Regions from separate parts of the Homo sapiens genome. Here region 1 is linked to region 2. A link is a loop called in an ENCODE intact Hi-C map of the cell type or tissue named here. Cell type or tissue: transverse colon. All regions are shown on one strand. Links, peaks and the distances in the headings refer to the core of each region. The heading gives the core; the rest is flanking DNA.

Region 1 (6,504 bases), core at 652-5,651, 73 kb before region 2:
GGTGTGTAACACGGTGAAACCCATCTCTACTAAAAATAGAAAAAATTAGCTGGGCTTGGTGGCAGGTGCCTGTAGTCCCAGCTACTCAGGAGGCTGAAGCAGGAGAATGGCGTGAATCCGGGAGGCAGAGCTTGCAGAGAGCCGAGATCGCACCCCTGCGCTCCAGCCTGGGTGACAGAGTGAGACTCCATCTCAAAAAAAAAGAAAGTTAGCTAGGTGTGTTGGCACACACCTGTAGTTCCTGTACTCAGGAGGCTGAGGTGGCAGGATCACTTGAGCTTGGGAGGTAGAGGCTACAGTGAGCCGAGACTGCACCACTGCACTCCAGCCTGGGTGACAGAGTAAAACACTGTCTCAAAATATATGTATATTATTTTTTCCCGTAATTTGTAATATTACTGCAACTTCCTTTCAAGTTGTTGTATATTTGTGGGTCTCTTCTCTTAATATCTACCTAGCGGGCTGGGCGCGGTGGCTCACGCCTGTAATCCCAGCACTTCGGGAGGCTGAAGCAGGTGGATCACCTGAGACCAGCCTGACCAACATGGAGAAACCCCGTCTGTACTAAAAATCCTAAATTAGCTGGGTGTGGTGGTGCATACCTGTAATCCCAGCTACTCGGGAGGCTGAGGCAGGAGAATTGCTTGAACCCGGGAGGCGGAGGTTGTGGTGAGCCGAGATCGTGTCATTGCACTCCAGCCTGGGCAACAAGAGTGAAACTCCATCTCAAAAAAAAAAAAAAAAAAAAATATATATATATATATATATACATATATGTATATATATATATATATATATCCCCCTAGTTAAGCCTTCAAAAATTCACTTCTCTTCCACATCTGTTTGGCTTGTCTACTAAGATCACAGTTCTAGCTCTTTATAAAAGATCCCTGTAATCCCAGCACTTTGGGAGACTGAGGTGGGAGGATTGCTTGAGCCCAGGAGTTTGAGGCTGCAGTGAGCTATGATCGGGCCACTGCACTCCAGCCTGGGTGATAGAGCAAGATCATGTTTTTTTTAAAAAAAAATCCCACCCTCCTCCAGTTTAGTCAGCAGATCTTCCTTTATTTGTCTTTCACTCTTCTGCTGGTTCTGTTCTGGTAGCACAACAGAAGCATATTTTTTTTATATTTATTTATTTATTTATTTATTTATTTATTTATTTAGAGACGGAGTCTCACTTTGTTGCCCAGGCCAGGCTGGCTGAATCTCAGCTCACTGCAACCTCCACCTCCTGGGTTCAAGGGATTCTCCTGCCTCAGCCTCGCAAGTAGCTGGGATTACAGGCATGCGCCACCACCACACCCAGCTAATGTTTGTATTTTTAGTGGAGATGGGGTTTCACCATGTTGGCCAGGCTGGTCTCAAACACCCGATCTCAGATGATCCACCAACCTTGGCCTCCCATAGTGCTGGGATTACAGACATGAGCCACCATGCCCAGCCCAGAAGCATATTTTAAAACACAACCCAGGCTAGGTGCGGTGGCTAATGCCTGTAATCCCAGCACTTTCAGCAGCGGAGGCATGGTGAAACCCTGTCTCTACTAAAAATTTTTAAAAATTGGCTGGGTGTGGTGGCACATGCCTGTAACCCCAGCTACTCGGGAGGCTGAAGCATGAGAATCGCTTGAGCCCAGGAGGCGGAGGCTGCAGTGAGCCAAGATTGCACCACTGCACTTCAGCCTGGGTGACAGAGTGAGACTCCATCTCAAAAAAAAAAAAAAACCACACACAACCCAGGCTGGCCACGGTGGCTCACACCTGTAATCCCAGCACTTTGGGAGGCTGAGGCAGGCGGACTGCTTGAGCTCAGGAGTTCAAGACCAGCCTGGCCAACATGGTAAAACCCTGTCTCTACAAAAAATAAAAAAAAATCCAAGTGTTGGTGGCTCACGCCTGTAGTCCCAGCTACTTGCCAAGCTGAGGCGGGAGGATTGCTTGAACCTGGGAGGTGGAAGTTGCAGTGAGCCAAGATCGCACCGTGCACTCCATGCACTCCAGCCTGGGCAACAGAGTAAGACCCTGGCTCAAAAAAAAAAAACCCACAAAAAAACAAAACCAAACAACCCAGGTCCAGGTCCTCCTTGATTTCTCAAGCAAACCTGTTTCTCAGAAACAAAAGTTTCAAGGCATAAGCCTCACTGTTTTCTTATCTTATGGGTCTTCATTCAATTTATCTACCTCCACCCGCAAAGAAGCATATCTCCTATACAATAAGGGCCCTGTTCTTTTCATTTGTTTTCACTAATAAAATATACCCCCATTCTATGGGTAAAGCCAGAGTCTGAGCTCTCCAAATGCTAAACCGTGATCAAAGTTCATGCAATTCACAAATCAAAGTCAACTTGCCCAGCCGCAAGTGTTGCTTAAAGAGGTATTACAAAAAGCAAAAATCTACCCGCCGGAGTCTACAGGTTGGTAAACTAAAGTTCTGCCCTTTTGAAGGTAAGCCTGCTCTGGGACAGAAAGACTTTTCCCCCAATAATCGAATCCCTGTCCCGCCTGCCTGCTGAGGTCAAGGCTGTACTCACATGAGTTAGGTCAAGGCCTGCCCTAGAGGCCCTTGTACTCAGGCTCCAGCCAGTTAAAATCCTGTGGAACCACTGTAACTGTCACAAACTACCCAGGTCAGGAACACACTTGACCCGTAATTACCTTTAAGCCTGGAGCCCTGACAACACCAGAAATTTGATCTCCACAGGACTGCCTCTCAAAGTTTTCTAAAGAAAATATGTAAATTAACATGTTGGGGTTTCATGGGGCTGATAATTAATTGCACCCTCCTTAGCCTTTCCAAATTCCAAATCCACTGAGAAAAAGATATATGAATCAGGAAACTAGAGCTCTAGAGTTTGTTTTCTGGATAAGGCTGATTGGAGAATGTGGCTTTAGTGGTGCATGCAATTTCCCTCTGGATTAAACTAATTTACCCAGCCACAGGCTGGGTTACTGCAAATGTCTTTCACAGGGACAGGCTCCTCATGGTGAAGGAGGAAAACAGCAGTGTCTAAAGGTCAGGCCATAGCAAAAAGAAAAAAAGAGAAAGGGACCAGGCAACAAACTCAGCATCTTCTCCCAAACCCACTATTAGGCAAATCACTCCTCACTCATGGAGGTACCAGAGAAAGGGATGAGTTTTCCTTCAGTAGCTTCTCTATTGAAAAGCGGAAGTTCCCTCTCTGCTTATATAAGTAAGTAGAGGATAAGTTCCCTTCAAACAGTTGCTTTTGGTTTCGGGATTTGTTTTTGATTTAGTAACTGTAGTCATGGTACTTGGATCACGTGATGTGTTTGTTAGAATTCACTGCATTACAAGGCAAAATCAAAGTGGCTAAAGCAACATAGGGAACTCATATTAGTTCAGAGACTGATCCTCCCTCAGGCAAAGCTGGATTCAGGGTTTGATTGACATTTACCAGGCCTCTGTTTCTTACCATCTCTAGGCTCTGCTTCTCTCTGTATTGACTTCATTCTCAGGCTGGTTCTTCCCAAGTATCAGCAAAAATGGCCATCAGACCGGGTACGGTGGCTCACACCTGTAATCTCAGAACTTCGGGAGGTTGAGATGGGCAGATCACTTGAGTTCAGGAGTTCAAGACCAGCCTGGCCAACATGGTAAAACCCCATCTTTACTAAAAATACAAATATTAGCCAGGCGTGGTGGCAGCTGCCTGTAATCCCAGCTACTTGGGAGACTGAGGCAGGAGAACTGCTTGAACCCGAGAGGCGAGGTTGCAGTGAGCCAAGATCGCACTAATGCACTCCTGCCTGGGCAACAGAGCAAGACTCCATCTCAACAATAACAACAACAACAAAAGAAAAGAAAAAAATGGCCATCAGCAGCTCCAAGCTTGCATTCTACCAGCTTAGAAACAAACCTTGGTGATAATTTCTCCTTCCTAACACTTTCAGCAAAATCCCATAATGAAGTTTCCTTGGTCTGGCTTGGGTCATGTGCCTTCTCTCTGGACCAACCACTGCTAGCAACAGAATATAATGCTGTGATTGGCCAGACCTAGGCCACATGTTCATCCTTGGAGCCCTGGTCCAGTTCCACATAAACTGCATGAACCTAGGGGGTGTTGGATTGTTCCTCCAAGGAAAATCAAAATACAATAATCAGAGAAGCAGGAGAATGGATTCTAGGGGGGAAAAACATGACCATCACACATGACGCAAAGCAAGATGAGTTAAAGGGAAAGAACAGCCAAAGGTTAGTGACTTCGAAAGGGCTTTGCAGTGAAGGCATTAAGTGTCTCAGGGACACTTCTCCAGTTCAGCCCAGCTCTGCCTAGCGAGTTGAATATATTACTCAACGCTTTCTTCAGCTTGTTGCTTGTTACATGTGATTTCCCAGGTTCTTGTATTCAACAGCATTCACTTGTTAGGTTATTTATTTAGCACCTATTATATGCCAGACATTATTTTGGACACCATATAAAGTCTTTTTTTTTTTTCTTTTTTATACAAGGCCTCACTCTGTTGCCCAGCCTGGAGTACACTGGTATGATCACAGCTCATGGCAACTTCCACCTCCCCTGGCTCAGGTGATTCTCCCATCTCAGCCTCTTGAGTAGGACTACAGGTGTATGCCACCACACCTGGCCAGTTTTTGGGTTTTTTTTTTTTTCTTTGTACAGACAGGGTCTCATTATATTGTCCAGGCTGGTCTTGAACTCCTGGCCTCAAGTGATCCTCCTGCCTCCGCCTCCCAAAATACTGGGATTACAGGCGTGAGCCACTGCATCTGGCCTAAAGTCATGAATAAAACAGACAAAATTTCCTGCTCTCGTGGCATTTATCATTTAGTCAGGGAGGAGACAAACATTCAACAAAATAAATAAGCACTATGTGTTATGAAGAAAAATGCAGATGGCACTATTGGGTGATTTAAATAGGTGATCAGGCCAGGCACGGAGGCTCATGCCTGTAAATCCAGCACTTTGGGAGGCCGAGGCAGGTAGAACACGAGGTCAGGAGGTCGAGACCATCCTGGCCAACATGGTGAAACCCCATCTCTACTAAAATACAAAAAAAAAATTTGCTGGGCGTGGTGGCATGTGCCTGTAGTCCCAGCTACTCAGGAGGCTGAGGCAGGGGAATCACCTGAACGCAGGAGGTGGAGGTTGCAGTGAACCGAGATCACGCCATTGCACTCCAGCCTGGCCACAGAGCAAGACTCTGTCTCAAAAAAAAAAAAAAAAAGTGATCAGAGAAGAGGATGCAGGCCAGGTGTGTGGTGGCTCACACCTGTAATCCCAGCACTTTGGGAGGCTGAGGTGGGCAGATCACTTGAGGCCAGGAGTTTGAGATCAGCCTGGCCAACATGGGAAAACCCTGTCTGTACTAAAAACACAAAAATTAGCCAGGCATGGTGGCACACGCCTGTAGTCTCAACTACTCAGGAGGCTGAGGCAGGAGAATCACTTGAACTCGGGAGGTGGAGGTTGCAGTGAGCTGAGATCGCATGACTGCACTCCAGCCTGGGCAACAATGTGAGACTCTGTCTCAAAAAAAAAAAAGAGAAGAGGATGCGGATGCAGGCAAAACACATGGTACATGCTTAACCCATGGGCTCCATTGCTCTTATTCTTGTTATTATCATTACCACTATTATTATTTGGCATATTAAAGGCATTTGGTGACCCCTTGCTGTCTCCAGCATTAAGTAGCCTCAGCTTAGCATATAAGACCCCCTGCATTAGGTCCTAAATTCTTCTTATTATTTTTTTGAGACAGAGTCTCACTCTGTCGCCCAGGCTGGAGTGCAGTGGCATGAACTTAGCTCACTGCAACCTCCGCCTCCTGGGTTCAAGTGATTCTCCTGCCTCAGCCTCCCGAGTAGCTGAGATTACAGGCGCCCACCACTACACCTGGCTAATTTTTATATTTTAGTAGAGACAGGGTTTCACCATATTAGCCAGGTTGGTCTCGAAATCCTGACCTCAGGTAATCCGCTCACCTCGGCCTCTCAAAGTGCTGGAATTACAGGCATGAGCCACCATGCCTGGCACTAAATTATTTTTTAATTGAGATATAAATCACATAATATTCATCCCCCCACCCCGTTTTTTGAGACAGGGTCTCACTTGTGCTGCCTAAGCTGAAGTGCAGTGGCACGATCACAGTTCACTGCAGTCTTGACCTCCCATGCTCAAGCAATCCTCCCACCTCAGCCTCTCAAGTAGCTGGGACTGTAGATGTGCACCAGTATACTCAGCCAAATTTTTTTTTTAGATGGAATCTCGCTTTGTCGCCAGGCTGGAGTGCCGTGGCGCAATCTTGGCTCACTGCAACCTCTGATTCCCTGGTTCAAGTGATTCTCCTGCCTCAGCCTCCCTAGTAGCTGGGATTACAGGCACGGGCCACCATGCTTAGCTAATTTTTTCTGTATTTTTTAGTAGAGACGGGTTTTCACCATGTTGGCCAGGATGGTCTCGATCTCCTGATCTCGTGATCTGCCCGCCTCAGCCTCCCAAAGTGCTGGGATTACAGGAATTTT
Region 2 (6,504 bases), core at 709-5,708:
AGTGAGACCCTGTCTCAAAAAATTTTTTTAAAAAATTTGAAAATACAAGTATACACAAAATTAAGTCTGAAAGAAAATGCAGTGAGCCAGAATGTTACAGTGGCTATCTCTGGGTGATGCAATTATGAGTAAGTTTTATTTTCTTCTTTGTACTTTTCTCTATTTTCCAAATTTCCTGAAATAACTTTTACAATAAAGCATCATTCTTCCCCCAAAAGAAAAGAAATTAAGAAAGAAAAAAAAGCCAGGCGCAGTGGCTCATGCTTGTAATCCCAGCGCTTTGGGAGGCTGAGGCGGGCAGATCACAAGGTCAGGAGTTCGAGACCAGCCTGACCAACATAGTGAAACCCCGTCTCTACTAAAAACACAAAAATTAGCCAGGCGTGTTAGTGCACACATGTCATCCCAGCGACTAGGGAGGCTGAGGCAGGAGAATTGCTTGAACCCAGGGGGTGGAGGTTTTAGTGAGCTGAGATCATGCCACTGCACTCCAGCCTGGGCAACAGAGTGAGATTCTGTCTCAAAAAAACAAAAAAAAAACAACAAAAAAAAAAAAAAAAAAGAAAGCAAGAAAGCAATGGCTATCCCTATATCTGAGCAAAAGTTCTAGGAAGTGAATATAGACTTTCCTGTGAAAACACTATATTACCCCTAAAAAAAAACAAAAAAAAAAACTAAAGGCCCGATGTGGTGACTCACACCTGTAATCCCAGCACTTTGGGAGGCTGAGGCAGGTGGATGGCTTCAGCCCAGAAGTTTGAGACCAGCCTGGGCAACATGGTGAAACCCTGTCTCTACAAAAAAAAATACAAAAAATTAGCTGGGTGTGGTGGCACATGCCTATAGTCCCAGCTACTTGGGAGGCTGAGGTGGGAGGACCACTTGAGCCAGGGAAATGGAGGCTGCAGTGACTTGAGATTGCGCCAGAGCACTCAAGCCTGGGCAATGGGAGTGAGACCTTGTCTAAAACAATAACAACAACAACAACAACAACAAAAACTAAAAATTGGAATTGAGTTCTGGGAAACAACACAGATAAACCAGACAGTCTTGTTCAATTCTGGTCAGAACAGAAAAAGCAAATATCTGACACGAGATTGGTGATGTTTCTATGCTACAGGTAAGTTTCACTACAGCTCTTCTGTATTCAGTCAAAATTTGTTAACTAATATTTCACTCCTCAATTGTTTCCTAAGTGAATGCAAGTGAATTATTTCAAAATAAGATTATGATGGCTTGTCCCAAGTAATAAAGAAGTTAAAACACAGTCTTACCTTTTTCGTTTCTGTGAAAGACACAGTGACTGTGGTGAAGATGCTCTACTTTGTTCATCAGCTAATGTGGCCAAAATAAAGTTAGCTTCCACTAACATATCATCAATACTCAAAGCCAGAGGTCTAAAAAAGCCAAGTCAGAGCAACAGTGACACTCATTTTCTGATGGACATTAGAAACACATTAGAAATGATACTTAATTCTGGACTAAAAAGAAACAGGGGAGGCCAAGGCGGGTGGATCATCTGAGGTTGCGAGTTTGAGACCAGCCTGACCAACATGAAGAAACCCCGTCTCTACTAAAAATACAAAAAAAAAATTAGCCGGGCATGATGGTGCATGCCTGTAATCCCAGCTACTCAAGAGGCTAAGGCAGAAGAATCACTTGAACCTGGGAGGCGGAGGTTGCAGTGAGCTGAGATTGCACCATTGCACTCCAGCCTGGGCAACAAAAGCAAAACTCCATCTCAACAACAACAACAACAACAACAACAACAACAACAACAAACAGTAGGCCGGGTGCTATGGCTCACGCCTGTAATCCCAGCACTTTGGGAGGCCGAGGCTGGTGGATCTCTTGAAATCAGGAGTTCAAGGCCAGCCTGGCCAACATGGTGAAACCCCGTCTCTACCAAAAATACAAAAATTAGCCAGGCATGGTGGTAGACGCCCGTAATCCCAGCTACTTGGGAGGCTGAGGCAGTAGAATTGCTTGAACCCGGGAGGCAGAGCCTGCAGTAAGCCGAGATCATGCCACTGCACTCCAGCCTGGGCGACAGAGTGAGACTCCGTCTGAAAAAAGAAAAAAGAAAATTTTAAATGCCATGTTTTAGCATCTTTCAAAATTTTAGTTTGATAAGTATTAATAGTAAAGTTTAGGTATTCCTGAGGTGTTAATTAATTTCAAAGTGATCCAAAAGGTTTTGTTATTGATATAAAACAAAAGAAACAAGCTCAGAAAAATTCTCAAGGACCTACTTCCCAGGGAAATCAAAATAAATGGATATAGGAGCATGTGTAGCTTCTGAAAATGTCAGTATTCCCTGAAAAAAGAAAAGAAGAAAAAAACTTAAAATCCTTATAAAAACTTACAGTGAAAATTTGAATTTTAAATTGATACAAATCTTTATTTACCTTCAATTCTTTGAAACAAAATGTTATCTCAGTGTCCATTCCAATTTGAAAGAAGTCAAACTCATCTGAGCCAACAAACATCTCACTGTGTACAGCATTGCTCAAATCTGTTTAATATTATGGGAAAATAAAGAATAAAATTAGTTCCAGAGATGAATTTAGAGGAAAAAAGAATTTTTCTGGTCTCCCAAATCCCATCCCATTTCCTCCTGCCCTACGTACCCTAACTTCCCCACCTGATATCTGCATGCTATTTTTAAATGCCTTTGTTCAAAAGAGAAATTTAATATTTTACATTTCTCTTAAACTACCCAATGATTCAGGGTCTATAAGTCCATTTCACATAAATTAAACTGTTTATGTTTAAATACCAGATTTCTTATCTAAGTTAATTAATAAATTTTTTGTTTTCTTCTTTTTGAGAGAGGGTCTTACTGTGTTGCCCAGGCTGGAGTGCAGTGGCATGATCACAGCTCACTGCAGCCTTGACCTCCTGGGCTCAAGTGATCCTCTGCCTCAGTCTTCTGAATAGCCGGGACTACAGGCATCTGCCACTTACATGCACATTTTTAACTTTTTTTTTTTTTCTTTTGAGACGGAGTCTCACTCTGTTGCCCAGGCTGGAGTGCAGTGGCACAATCTCGGCTCACTGCAAGCTGTGCCTCCCGGGTTCACGCCATTCTCTTGCCTCAGCCTCCCGAGTTGCTGGGACTACAGGCGCCCACCACCACACTCGGCTAATTTTTTGTATTTCTTTTAGTAGAGATGGGGTTTCACTGTGTTAGCCAGGATGGTCTCGATCTCCTGACCTCGTGATCCACCCGCCTCAGCCTCCCAAAGTACTGGGATTACAGGCGTGAGCCACTGCGCCTGGCCATATTTTTAAATGAAAGTACAATCTTACCCTACATACCATTTCATAATCTACCCAATAATATATCAATATATCTTGGCTATTTTTCCATGTCAATAAGCACATTTTTATAATTATTTGTGTGTGTGTGTGTGTGTGTGTGTGTGTGTGTGTGTGTCAATGTTTTGTGTTTTCCACTACAAAATTGCTTCATTAAACCTCTCTGATACATACCCTCAGAGAGAGAGGAATGTATTTATACATACACATATAACATTACTTTAATGTTTTTATTATTTTTTTTTTGAGATGGAGTCTCATTCTGTTGCCCAAGCTGGAGTCCAGTGGTGTGATCTCGACTCAGTGCAAGGTCCACCTGCCAGATTCTAGCGATTCTCCTGCCTCAGCCCCCTGAGTAACTGGGACTATAGGCACACACCACCACGTCCAGCTAATTTTGTATTTTTAGTAGAGAAAGGGTTTCACCATGTTGGCCAGGCTGGTCTCAAACCCCTGACCTCAGGTGATCAGCCCTCCTCGGCCTCCCAAAGTTCTGGGATTACAGGCATGAGCCACCACGCCCGGCCCATTAATTTTTTTTGAGACTGGGTCTCACTCTGTTGCCCAGGCTGTAATACAGTGGCATGATCATAGCTCACCTGCAACCTTGAAATCTTGAGCTCAAGTGATCCCCTTGCCTCAGCTGCTGCAGCATAGACTACAGGTGCATGCCACCATACCTGGCTAATTTTTTATTTTTGTAGAGATGGGATCTTGCTGTGTTGGCCAGGCTGGTCTGAACTCCTGGCCTCAAGCAATCCTGCCTCAGCCTCCCAAAGCACTAGGATTACAGGGGTGAGCCATTGTACCTGGCCAATGTTACTTTTAATAGTTTCATAGTATTTCATTATCTTCACTCAATCTCCTGTTGTGAGATCTAAAGTATAGAAGGAGATATACCCAACTATTAAAAGTGCTTATCTCTGTATAGTGGGATATCAGGTGACTTAAAAAATTTTTTTTGTATTTTTAATTTTCTTCAATGAATATCAATTATATAAGTAGTAAGAACAAAGATTGAGTGATATATATATACATATTTATTATTATTATTATTTTAGACAGAGTCTTGCTCTGTCGCCAGGCTGGAGTGCCGTGGCGTGATCTTGGCTCACTGCAACCACCGCCTCCCAGGTTCAAGTGATTAATCCCCTGTCTCAGCCTCCCAAGTAGCTGGGACTATAGGTGCACACCACCACGCCCCACTAATTTTTTGTATTTTAATAGAGACGGGGTTTCACCATGTTGGCCAGGATGGTCTCGATCTTCTGACCTCATGATCCGCCTGCCTCAGCCTCCCAAAGTGCTGGGATTACAGGCGTGAGCCACCGCACCCGGCCAAATGATATATTTTTTAAAGGATCAAACAATGTCTTAAATATACATTCATCTCCAACAAGAAGGCTCATGTCACTCCTAATATACTAGCATAGAAGAAGTTTAATAATAAGATTAAACAACTAGATTGCCAGTCAACTATAACTTCATTAGAAAGCTACTCACAAGGGACAGTTTCTCCTGGCTACTAAATGGCCATCTTTATTCAGAGATGGCATGATGGTACATAAAACAGACCCTTTCACTAGGCAATTTGTGACACCAGGCAAGCCACAGTTTCTCTGTGCTTCAATTTTTTTTTTTTTGAGACAAGATCTTGCTGTCTTGCCTGGGCTGGAGTGCAGTGGCACAATCATGGCTCACTGCAGTCTCAAACTTACGGGCTCAAGCAATCCTTCCACCTTAGCCTACCAAGTAGCTGACACTACAGGTGTGCACCACCATGCCTGGCTATTTTTCTTATGTTTTGTAAAGATGAGGTGTCACTATGTTGCCAAGGCTGGTAACTCCCCTCAAGTGATCCTTCTGCCTCAGCCTCCCAAAGTGTCCAACTGCTTCATATGTGCTTTATATGTGCTTTCAATTTCTTCATATGTAAAATGGGGATAATAATAGTACCTACATACATCTTAGAGTTGTTATGAAGATCAAATGACTTCATAAATGCAAACTATTTAGAACAGAACCTGGCACAAACACTACAAAAGTCATGTGACCCAACTTAAGCCCTGGTTTTTCACTTTAAAATAATAGTTCTTTCCTTTGTATCCTCTCCTTACTGCTGTCACCAAAAACATATTATCTAAGGTCAAAGAGTCTCAAACAGCTTGTTGTGCCAAAAGACCGTAGCAAATTTTCTTTTTTCTTTTATTTGAGACAGAGTCTCTGTCGCCCAGGCAATGGAGTGCAATGGTGCAATCTTGGCTCATTGCAACCTCCACCTCCCGGGTTCAAGCGATTCTCCTGCCTCAGCCTCCTGAGTAGCTGGGATTACAGGCCTGAGCCACCACACCCAGCTAATTTTTTTATTTTTAGTAGAGATGGGTTTTCGCCATGTTGGCCAGGCTGGTCTCGAACTCCCGACCTCAGGTAATCCACCTGCCTCAGCCTCCCAAAATGCTGGGATTACAGGCGTGAGCCACAGCACCTGGCCCCATTCTCCTAGTTTTAAAACACCCTGAATTTCAAAGCCAAATATTTTAATTGCTGATTGTGTTAAACTTGTTGGATCTCTTAAAGCTTTTTCCAACCTTTCTACATCTTACTGCTTTTTAGACAGGAATAAAATTATGTCACTAATATTTGCAGTATGGTTAGTAATCGAGAGACAGGAAGTAATAACCCATCAAAACACCATTTCAGATACAATCTTTACCCATTGATTCCTCATTAGAACTCTTGAGGCAAAAATTCAGTGGAGTAACAGCAAGAGTAACTTCCTCTTGACTTGATGTAAAAAGAACAATGGCATCAGCAAGCAATCTATAAAATGTAAAGAACAGTATTAACATTATTTGAAAAACAAACAGAAAGACATACCTTATTAACTGGGACTCAAATCTCTAATCTGGAAATAAATAATTACTTGGCCTGGGTTTAGAAAAATTTACCCAAACTCCTACCTTCTTTCTTATACATAGCTGCTATATTTTCAGCATATTTTAAAATTATAACTTCATTTGAAGGCCAAGAGAATAGCAAAATATATCCTTAGTAAAACACATGAACGCTGCAGTACAAACAAAATTCCAGAATAAAATATCTTTAATTATATGTTTTTGTATGCCCAGTTACTTATGCCCTAGATCATACTGTAAAGGGAGATACTGGAAAGTGAAGCTGTTC

Evidence for each region. A loop is a pair of places that touch in the nucleus more often than their neighbours do. Peaks named below come from ENCODE experiments on the same cell type or tissue, not always from the same donor. Only the 100,000 strongest peaks of a DNase experiment are listed, where the experiment ranks them.
Region 1: a loop joins it to region 2, with 5 times the contacts of the local background. A loop is called at or near these places in 106 of 110 quality-filtered maps.

Annotation. Positions count from the first base shown.
Region 1 is chr12:110,587,760-110,594,263 of GRCh38, reverse strand. No RefSeq gene overlaps it. Among named protein-coding and RNA genes, the nearest start is that of PPTC7, 7.7 kb to the right of the region's middle. RefSeq lists enhancers at 3,247-3,296, 3,317-3,366. In transverse colon, for the core only: no CTCF peak of the experiment used is centred there; a DNase peak (open chromatin) is centred at 2,539; H3K27ac peaks cover 2,666 bases.
Region 2 is chr12:110,514,687-110,521,190 of GRCh38, reverse strand. It overlaps RAD9B (RAD9 checkpoint clamp component B), which reads right to left. Exons shown (of 11, transcript NM_001286535.2): 6 at 6,035-6,141; 7 at 2,409-2,515; 8 at 2,253-2,317; 9 at 1,275-1,397. Among named protein-coding and RNA genes, the nearest start is that of RAD9B, 16 kb to the right of the region's middle. RefSeq lists a silencer at 5,659-5,902. In transverse colon, for the core only: no CTCF peak of the experiment used is centred there; no DNase peak of the experiment used is centred there.